Regions from separate parts of the Homo sapiens genome. Here region 2 is linked to region 1. The links are chromatin loops, found by intact Hi-C in ENCODE. Cell type or tissue: heart left ventricle. All regions are shown on one strand. Each heading gives the region's core, and the rest is flanking DNA. Links, peaks and the distances in the headings are about the cores only. Region 1 overlaps CACNA1C (calcium voltage-gated channel subunit alpha1 C). Region 2 overlaps CACNA1C (calcium voltage-gated channel subunit alpha1 C).

Region 1 (4,386 bases), core at 322-4,321:
AACGTGGATGAACCTTGAAGACATTATGCTAAGATACCTTTGAAAAATGCTAAAACCACTTTTTTGTATAATTGAAAGAAAACGCTTAATCCCACCTCCAAATGACAGCCAGCTCCCTAATTTCACGTGCTTCCTTTCAATGTCATCATTTATCATGTAAATTGTCATGACCTATCTAGGTCTGAAATTTGTGAGATATGTTATCAACAGTCAGACTACACAGCAAACTCCAACTGTAGAATTATTATTGCTGTTGGCTGGGCACAGTGGTTCACGCCTGTAATCCCAGCACTTTGGGAGGCCAAGCGGGTGGATCAAGAGGTCAGGAGATGGAGACCATCCTGGCCAACATGGTGAAATCCCATCTCTACTAAAAATACAAAAATAAGCCAGGCATGGTGGTGGGTGCCTGTAGTCCCAGCTACTCAGGAGACTGAGGCAGGAGAATCGCTTGAACCAGGGAGTCGGAGGTTGCAGTGAGACGAGATCGTACCACTGCACTCCAGCCTGGTGACAGAGCGAGACTACACCTCAGGAAAAAAAAAAAAAAGGAATTATTATTGCTGTCAATAACACATGAAAATCCATAGAGACAAAAGTAAATTCATGGTTGCCAAGGGCTGGAGAGAGAGGGGAATGAAAAGTGACTACCAATGGGTAAAGGGTATTTTTTGCGGGTGATGAAAATATTGGGGAAGTAGGTAGACCACTGAATCATACACATCAAAAGGGTAAATTTTACGGTATGCGAATTATACCTCAACAAAGCTGCTATTTCAAAATAAATAAATAAATAATGCATGAAGTCTGGAGAGCTCAGCTTACAGGGATGGTCCCCGGGACTCACGGGAATCTCGTTTGAGAATGGAGAGTGTCTATTTTCCTGGAGGGAGTGACTGAGGAAATATTCCAAGAATGGGTGGTGAAGCAAGGCCATGCCACAAATGGGTCCCCCGGGAGACAAGGTGTACTGACCTAGGTGGTCTGTGAAGGCCTGTGAGGAGATGTGAAGAAGCAAGGAGGGCCCTGGCAGAAACCCTGGGAATAAGGGGAAAGAAAGCCAGAGGACGGGACCAGGAGGGGAGGCGGGGTACCACGACAACATGCAGCCATCAAGTAAGAACAAGGATTCCAGCTCTGAGCTTCCACAAGGCAAATCTAAGCCAGGTTCCAGAAGGCAAGGACAAGGTCATTTTCCCAGGATAGAGAGATAGTGGGTTTCTCTTTCTACTGTTCTCCATGGGGAGAAGTAACAGAAAGAGCAAATGTTTTGAAAGTCCGACAGACCTGAATTTAATTCCCAGCCCCAACACTGTCTGGGTGGCTGTGGCCACATTGCTTAAGACTTTGGTCCTCAGTTTCCTTATCTAAAAAATATAATTAAAACCCACGTGGTAGGATTACTGTAAGGATAAAACATATTAAGCACATGAAGCACCAAGAACATTGTCTAACACATGCTAGGCATTCAATAAATGGTGGCTATTACTCTTGCTCTATTTTAAAATTATAACAAGGTAGATGTTATACCTCAATACAGCTTTTTTTCTTTAGAGAAAAATTAAAACATATATGGCTCCACAGATCACAGGACCAGAGCTGGGGGTAGAACAAGGTGCAAACAAATGCGAAAGTGCGAAAGTTTCCCAGCATACTTTTTGATGATGGGATTATTTTTGCTTTGGGAAACTAAAACTAATCCTGTCACTTAGACTATAATGTTAAAGCTCTTTCCTATTTTGATCAGTGTCTTAGGGAGCTACACAGAACTGTCCCCTCTATCTCCAAACCTGCAACATTTTGGCTATGAAAAATAAATAAGTTTATTTTCCAAACCCAAAGTTTACTTTTGAAGCAAAGTTTTATTTTCCAGCCCGTCCTCCTGTACTGGGAAGTTGGGTTTAGGTTTGGGGAATTCACGTTCAAAAGTGAGGAGACATTGGTTGCCCAGGTGGTGTTCTTCCTGCCCTCAATGGCCCTATTTTCAGGCCATGAAAGGACTTCAGGCCAGCGTGGCTTTGGACTTGAGGCCGAAGCCAGGCAGCCATGTGTGGTGGCAGTGAGGGGACAGCAGCATGGCAGGTGGACAGCTGCCAGGCGTCGGATACCCTGCATCCCCATGTCCTCACCCTCAGCTTGGAAACAGCAGCAGTGCCAGCAGTGCACATGGCTCCACCGTCCTGGGAGCCTACTGGCCACAGGCTCCTAGACTCTCTGGAGGGCAAAATACCAGGCCCATCTCAACCAATGGTTCACTTCCTCCCTGATTATTCTGGTATCAGCCAGACCACCTCAGACTCTGGTTTCTCTTTGTTTTACATTTTCACCTTTAAAATATTGAATAATGTCAGCCCTCCCACAACACCTCCAAAGTTGTTTGAAATGCTGTGAATGTTACTTCATGGCGTTGCTTTTCCAAACTCTGGTGCTCTGCTCGCTGATGGGGAGAATAAGAGTAGCTGATGTTTGAACAGCGATATACACTCATTCTCCTATTTGGATCCTCACAGCTGCCCTGCGAAGTGAATTGGCTAAGGATTATTATCTCCACTTTACAGACAAAAAAAAAAAAAGGGATTTGATTCCTTCTGAACTCTCAGAGAAAGAGATGAAGTCAAAGAATGTGACCCAAGACCCAAGTCATTTCTCTAGCCTACAGCCTTATTTATTCTTTAGCTATTTACTTTGTTACTTTTGTTAATGTCTTTGAAAGGTTTTAGCCCAACGTAGATTATTTTGGAAGAAAGAAAGGAATATAAATGACTGTACATGACACAATGGTTATAAAGTAAATAGAGCTTAATTGAGTACTCAAGTCAACATTTCTGCCCACAGGCAATATGGAGAAGAACATTCATTCACTGTCTAGATTTTGGCTTGGTTCTCTAAAGGACAGGAGACAAGATTATTTTATTTTCCTTTTAGCTAGGTTCAAGTGGGCAACACCAAGTGTAGCCGAGTGTATTAAAAGAAACCCCTGTTGGCAAATTGGCAGCTTGAATATTTCATGAAATTATCACAACACTATGTTCTGAAATGATGGCTTCCTCCAGGGAACTCAAAAGCCACATCTCTAAGCATGAGCCTGGCTCATGCCTCCGTCTTCAAGCTAGACCGAGTCAGCCTCAGAGGCCTTCCAGTTTCTCAGAGATGACTTGAAAGAGTATGAAACAAGTCAGCCAATGAACACTTCAAGGAAGATGGGAATGTCAGAGGCAGGTCCTAGTGATTCTCTTCCATGGGCTGAGTCTACCACCACTGCTGGGAATGTCTCCTGGGAGTAGGCCGGGGGTCCTAGGAGACCAACCCTGACATGGGAGCAGAAAGACGCCCTTGGTCGCCCAGCTCAGGTGGAGTCTGTGGCAGCCTGTCTCACAGTCTCTACCCTGGGGCTGATCTGTGTGTCTATACCCCAGCTACTGGTAATGCCAGCTGGTCCATGAAGAATCCCAGCAGCTCACCAGGGAAGTCCCACAGCACAGCCCGGCTTCCCATCCCCATCCCACTCTCGCAAAGGGGCTGAAACAAGCCTAGATTGGGGCCGAGAGGAAGTGAGCAAATAAAAAAGGCTTAGAGGCAGATCTGTTTGCAGACAAAATCGTGATCTGAATTTTGCAGGAGTTTCTTGTGGACATGTATGAACTTCTACTCTGTAGCCTAAGAAAGTGTTTTTAAACCTTTCCAATGATAGATTTCCCCCACCCCACCCTTCCAACTCCATTCCTAAATCTAACATCGCAGAAATTATTTTAAGGCAGTACAAAGGTGGAGGCAGGGGGAGGAAGAATAGAGAGGTTGAAAGATCTACCAAGCAAAATTTAGCCAGAAGCACTAACAATGCTCTCTCAGGGGGCCAGCACCAAGTGTGGTACAGGCAGGAGGATGAAGAGACTGAAGACCTTGTATTTAGTTACATCCCTGCCTCCATGAACCTTTAGGGGCCTCTGTTTTCTCAACTGGAAATGAGGATTGTCTCTAAGGTTCCTTTACCCATAAAATGTCCTGATCCTAGAAAGTAAATTCCCAAAGAGACATTACATTTATTCTATGTTTGACAAACCCTTTAACGAACCAGAGCCTAGCCCCTTGCCCCCTATACACACAGGGTATAGCACAAGAAGCCCATTTTAAAGTGAAGGTGTTTTGCAGAGAACTGTTCTGTGGGGTTTTGGGGAGGGGAGGGGCTGAGAGGTTTGGGTTTCTTGCCAGTTAACCCCCGCTTTCCTCACCCTCTGCTTCAGCCAGATGAACCCTTCCTCTAGTTCCCTCGGCTTCCAGGGAAGGAAGGGTCTATTTTCAACCTCGGTCCGACTCCTGAGCTCCAGGCCCAAACTTCTCTCCTACAGTCCCTACAATCCCAACTTAAATTCAGTTCAGCTCCACAAG
Region 2 (4,386 bases), core at 261-4,260, 52 kb before region 1:
CTGCCCTGCTTCTTGGGTTTCCCATATTGCTGCCGCTTCCGCTGCGTGGAGCTGACTGTGGAGATGGTCGCATTGCCAGCGCTGCCCATCAGCTTAGCCTGCCGGGCTGCGTCGATGGCCGCCTGCCACGACAGGGCAGCCCCCGGGGTGGGGATGTGCTCAGGGGCCAGCCCCGCTGCCGCATTGGCATTCATGTTGGCATGGGCGGGGCGTGGGCTCCCATAGTTGGAACCTGTGGCAAAAGAGAAAAGAACACAACAGTTACTAGATAGAAAACAGGGGCACTTCCGACACTCTCTGGACCCCAGATTCACAATTTTTTCAAAACCTTATTTCAAGCTATTGCAGGCGGTTAGGAGGTGGCACGTGGAAACATGAGTGTGAGATGCTGAGGGAAGAGGGCCAGGATCGTTGCGGTCCTGGTTTAGCTGGGTGACCTTGGGCGTGTCACTCCGCTCTAGTCTCCTTGCCTCACCTTAGGTGGGCAAGAGATGAGATCCGTGCATTACAGCACGTATGGACCTCAGCAGAAACAGATACAACACAACACATTACCTAGAAATTAAAATACATATTTTAAGAACCCATGCAAATGAAAGGATATTCATGAAATCGAATAGAATGATTGTTTAAGGAAGGTGAGGAGGAAAATGAGCATAAGATACAGGGGCAAGGAGGAAGCATAAATGAATGAGTGAGTGAATATGAGAGGTCACTGCATGAATCAATGATGGAAAACGTACAATGAACTGGAGTATGATTCACTCAACTCTCTGCACCTGAGTTCCAATAAACAAAAATAAATATAATAAAATGAGAAGGGCTGGACTAGAGTAAGGTCACATCCAGCTACCTCAAAGCCATCTGGGCTTTAAGTGTTGGTTGACCAGGAGGGGCCAGGGGAGCTGTGATGGTTTTAAATCATGTCAACAAATCCCTTTATATCTGACATCCCTTTTCATTGAGAAAGATCTAGGCCCTCCTCTTGAAATGAGGTCAGCCTTTGGTGACTGTTTTACCAATAAAGTACAGCAAAAGTGACACTGTGTGACTTCCAAGGATAGGTTAAAAAAAAAGCCACGTTGCATCCCCCTGACTGTCTCTGGATGGTCGTCCTGGAGGAAGCCAGCCCCCACACAAGGCAGCCTTTCAGCCCTGAGCTGCCATGCTGTGAGGAAGCCCAGACTAGCCTCAACAGAGAGGCCATGTGGCAAGAGGGAGCCCTGGCCAGCCCCCAGCTGCTCCAATCACCATCTGACTGCCACCCCAGGAGAGACCCCAAGTCAGGACTGCCCCAAATCAGTAACTTTTTGAATTACTGACCCACACAAGAACTTCCTGAATTCCTGAGCCACAGAGACTGAGCAGTAACAGGGTGTCTGCTGTTGTGAGCCACTTTGTTTTGGGGTGATTCATTAGACAGCATTTGCTATCTGGGAAAAGGAGCTGTGAGTGGCAGGGGTTGATGGGGTAGGGGAGAGGGACAGTGTCAGGAAGGAAACCTGATTGGAACCAGTGCAACCCAGGGCTCCAACCTGCGCAGGGACAGCTGCCCTGCTCTGGTGTCTAGGCAACGAAGCCTCTGAGACTGTCCCTAAGACAGCACATATGCTTGGCAAACACTCTTTGGCCTGTTAGGCTGGATGCCTCGCTCTAGAGTCTGTAAGGTTTGCCAAGCGATCAGCTCAGCCTGGCCCAAACCTGAATCTCCCAGAACACATGCATGACCTTGAGACGTGGTACCGCTAGTCAATTGGCCAGGTGCCGCAGGATCAAGAAAAGCCGCAGATAAGAGGGTGCTACTGTGGGCGGTGAGGTTGGCATCTGAGGACACTTCAGCTGCCCAGAGACTGTGGCCGAAGCAGCCAGACCAGTTGCACATACATGACACCCAAGGCCGCCCACAGTGGCCTTTTCTGGTCCATGTGCACAGGGTCTTCCAGGGAAGCTGCTGGGTCCTAAGGTTGCTGGCTCAACCTTATTGACCCCCTCCCTCTCCTCACCTGTTAAGACACAGATGAACACTTGGCGCCTCTCCCAGCCACCTCCCCAACTCTTATCTTGGGCTGATCCTTCTATGTTTGACCTCCAAGATAACTTTGCTCCCCATGTGACCTGCTTTCCAGAACCTATCACCCCCACCTCCACCCCGTCCCCACAGGAACCTGTGAAGAGCACATGACCTGGCTTAGCCATGTGAACATTTTCACCTAGAGAGAGCCTGCCCCAGAGGCAGAGCCCGAGCAACCTCACCAGATTCCTCATCCAGCCACACCTGAAGTTAGCCCTTACCTGAGCCACACGCAGGTGAGGCAGGTGAGACAGGTGTGGCCTCTTGGGGCTGACCTCCATTAGGGCTGTACTGCAAGGCTGGCTGAGCCTCCCCTTCTCCAAGTGATTTTCCCCCACACACTGTGATGTTTAAGTGACTTAAGTGACTTAGCTAAAGCTAATGTGAATTGGGTCTCTGTCCCTTGCAACCGAAAAACGAGCTAATATGCTTGGTAGGTGCCCAAAGCTTGGACCTGGTGGGGCTGTCATTTCTGCTGGACTCCAGTCTATATCCTTTCCATCACACCAGTGACAGACAATAAGTTTCAACTTTTATGCCAATTGATTGACATCACTGTCCACAATGCTATATACTTAAGGGACTCTGAGGATGATAGATTAGTGTTGCCCACCATGGGCACAAAGGGCAGGGAATGGCATCACTCATGCCACATAGCTACCACCCCTGCATGATCCCAAGAAGACCCCTCAGGTCCTCTTGGAGACCAGCTGGTCAGCTGCCTCCTGTCCCGCAACAGTTGCCACCTGCTCTACCGCCATCTGGCCCCTGTAGCATTACAGCCCCGCCTCCACTCCTCAAGGCCTGGAAAATTGCCTCTCTGCCACACCCAGTTCATAGCCACATTCTCAATGTGACACCGACTCTCACCTCACCATATATATTCCCTTCACCTTCCTCCTGTTCTCTGCCCCAGGGATAAACTGCATTAAACAGAACATCAGGCTCACGGAGGACGTGACACTCCCTACAATGAGACGTCTCATCTCTCCTGTAACTCGTCCCTGTCCTCCCTGCACTCACTGTGTAGATCCCAAGCCTAACGTGAGGAAGACCCCAATAAGGCCGGGACCTTAACCTTTCTCATAAGATCCAGCAGGAAAAGATGTAAAGAGTGCATTGGAATTAATGAAGGCACCCAAAGCATGAGAACTGCTTGAACACCCAGCAAGCATGCGTGTCTCCATTTAACACATAAGAAGACAAAGGAGTGTCTGACTCACTAAAGGTCACAGAATGGGGCGACGGAGGGTTGCTGCAGCAGGCACAGGGCTCACGGTGAGCTGCTAGACTCTACCCCTGCCTCCTCAGCCCTCTCTCACACACTCCACATGCACGCACACATGTGCTCGTGTACATGGTGACAGACAAGGTGCACGCCTCCTCCTGGGCTTCTCCAGGCCTCGAGATACAAGGGGCTGGATTTCTGACCCCAAGAACATTCTTTCTGTTTACTATGATCTCCACGTGACAGCATCCACTACACCACCTGCCCCCGCAGTAACCTCGGGGCGCCTCTTAGGCAAAAGTGGAAAGCGCCCTGTTTCCATCTGCTGTACTGGAGCCACTGAGCAACTCCTGCTTCTCTGGCTTGCCAGGGAAGGCTGGAACTCTAATTTTGCTCCATTCAATCTGTGGTATATAATTTTTTCTTCCTAGACTCTCTGTTTGGCACTGACAAAATTTAATAGACTATTTTAGTTCCCAGACTAACTTCTCCTTTTCCCTCAGATACATAAAAGCTGCCCTGTCCCCAACTGTTGGCATTCCCAGCCCCCAATTCACTCATGGTAAGCCCTCCACAGCTCACGCCTCCCCTGAGACGGCTGTCCCCAGACCTTAATCTTTGTACTCACCCCCCTGCATTGCCCTTAATCCCCCCATCTCATACGGGCTGCCAGTTCCAAAAACCAAGAGTCCCAGGAGTTTGGGGACAACACTTGGAAAGAGGGCAGGAAGCCCCAGCCTGAGAACACATCCACCACCCAGAAAAGCTGCGTGAGGGGAGCATCCCTGCACCCGGAGCACGAGGTAGAAGCTACCAAGACGGCAGCTGGCTGTGCAGAGCCCTGGGGCAGCTCTGAAAACCACATCCTGGTGGGCTGCCTTCTGAGCCCTCCCAAAACTCCATGAGGGACCTTATTTATATTGTAAACCATTCCCAGAGCGCAAGGACCTTTCTGGAGCACACCATCTGGAGAAAGCACATATGAACCAGCCCATGGGGAAAAATGGAATGTCAACCTCTCCCTAGCCAGAGGCCAAGAAAACAACCTACACTATTTTGGTCCTGGCAGCTCTGCGCATTGCTGCGG

Evidence for each region. Hi-C counts contacts between places; a loop is a spot of excess contacts. Peaks named below come from ENCODE experiments on the same cell type or tissue, not always from the same donor. Only the 100,000 strongest peaks of a DNase experiment are listed, where the experiment ranks them.
Region 2: a loop joins it to region 1, with 2.2 times the contacts of the local background. A loop is called at or near these places in 12 of 110 quality-filtered maps.

Annotation. Positions count from the first base shown.
Region 1 is chr12:2,059,318-2,063,703 of GRCh38, reverse strand. All of the region lies in intron 1 of CACNA1C (calcium voltage-gated channel subunit alpha1 C), which reads right to left. Among named protein-coding and RNA genes, the nearest start is that of CACNA1C, 8.5 kb to the right of the region's middle. In heart left ventricle, for the core only: no CTCF peak of the experiment used is centred there; a DNase peak (open chromatin) is centred at 2,093; H3K27ac peaks cover 713 bases.
Region 2 is chr12:2,111,070-2,115,455 of GRCh38, reverse strand. It overlaps CACNA1C (calcium voltage-gated channel subunit alpha1 C), which reads right to left. Exons shown (of 47, transcript NM_000719.7): 2 at 1-232. Among named protein-coding and RNA genes, the nearest start is that of CACNA1C, 60 kb to the right of the region's middle. In heart left ventricle, for the core only: no CTCF peak of the experiment used is centred there; a DNase peak (open chromatin) is centred at 1,775; H3K27ac peaks cover 3,749 bases.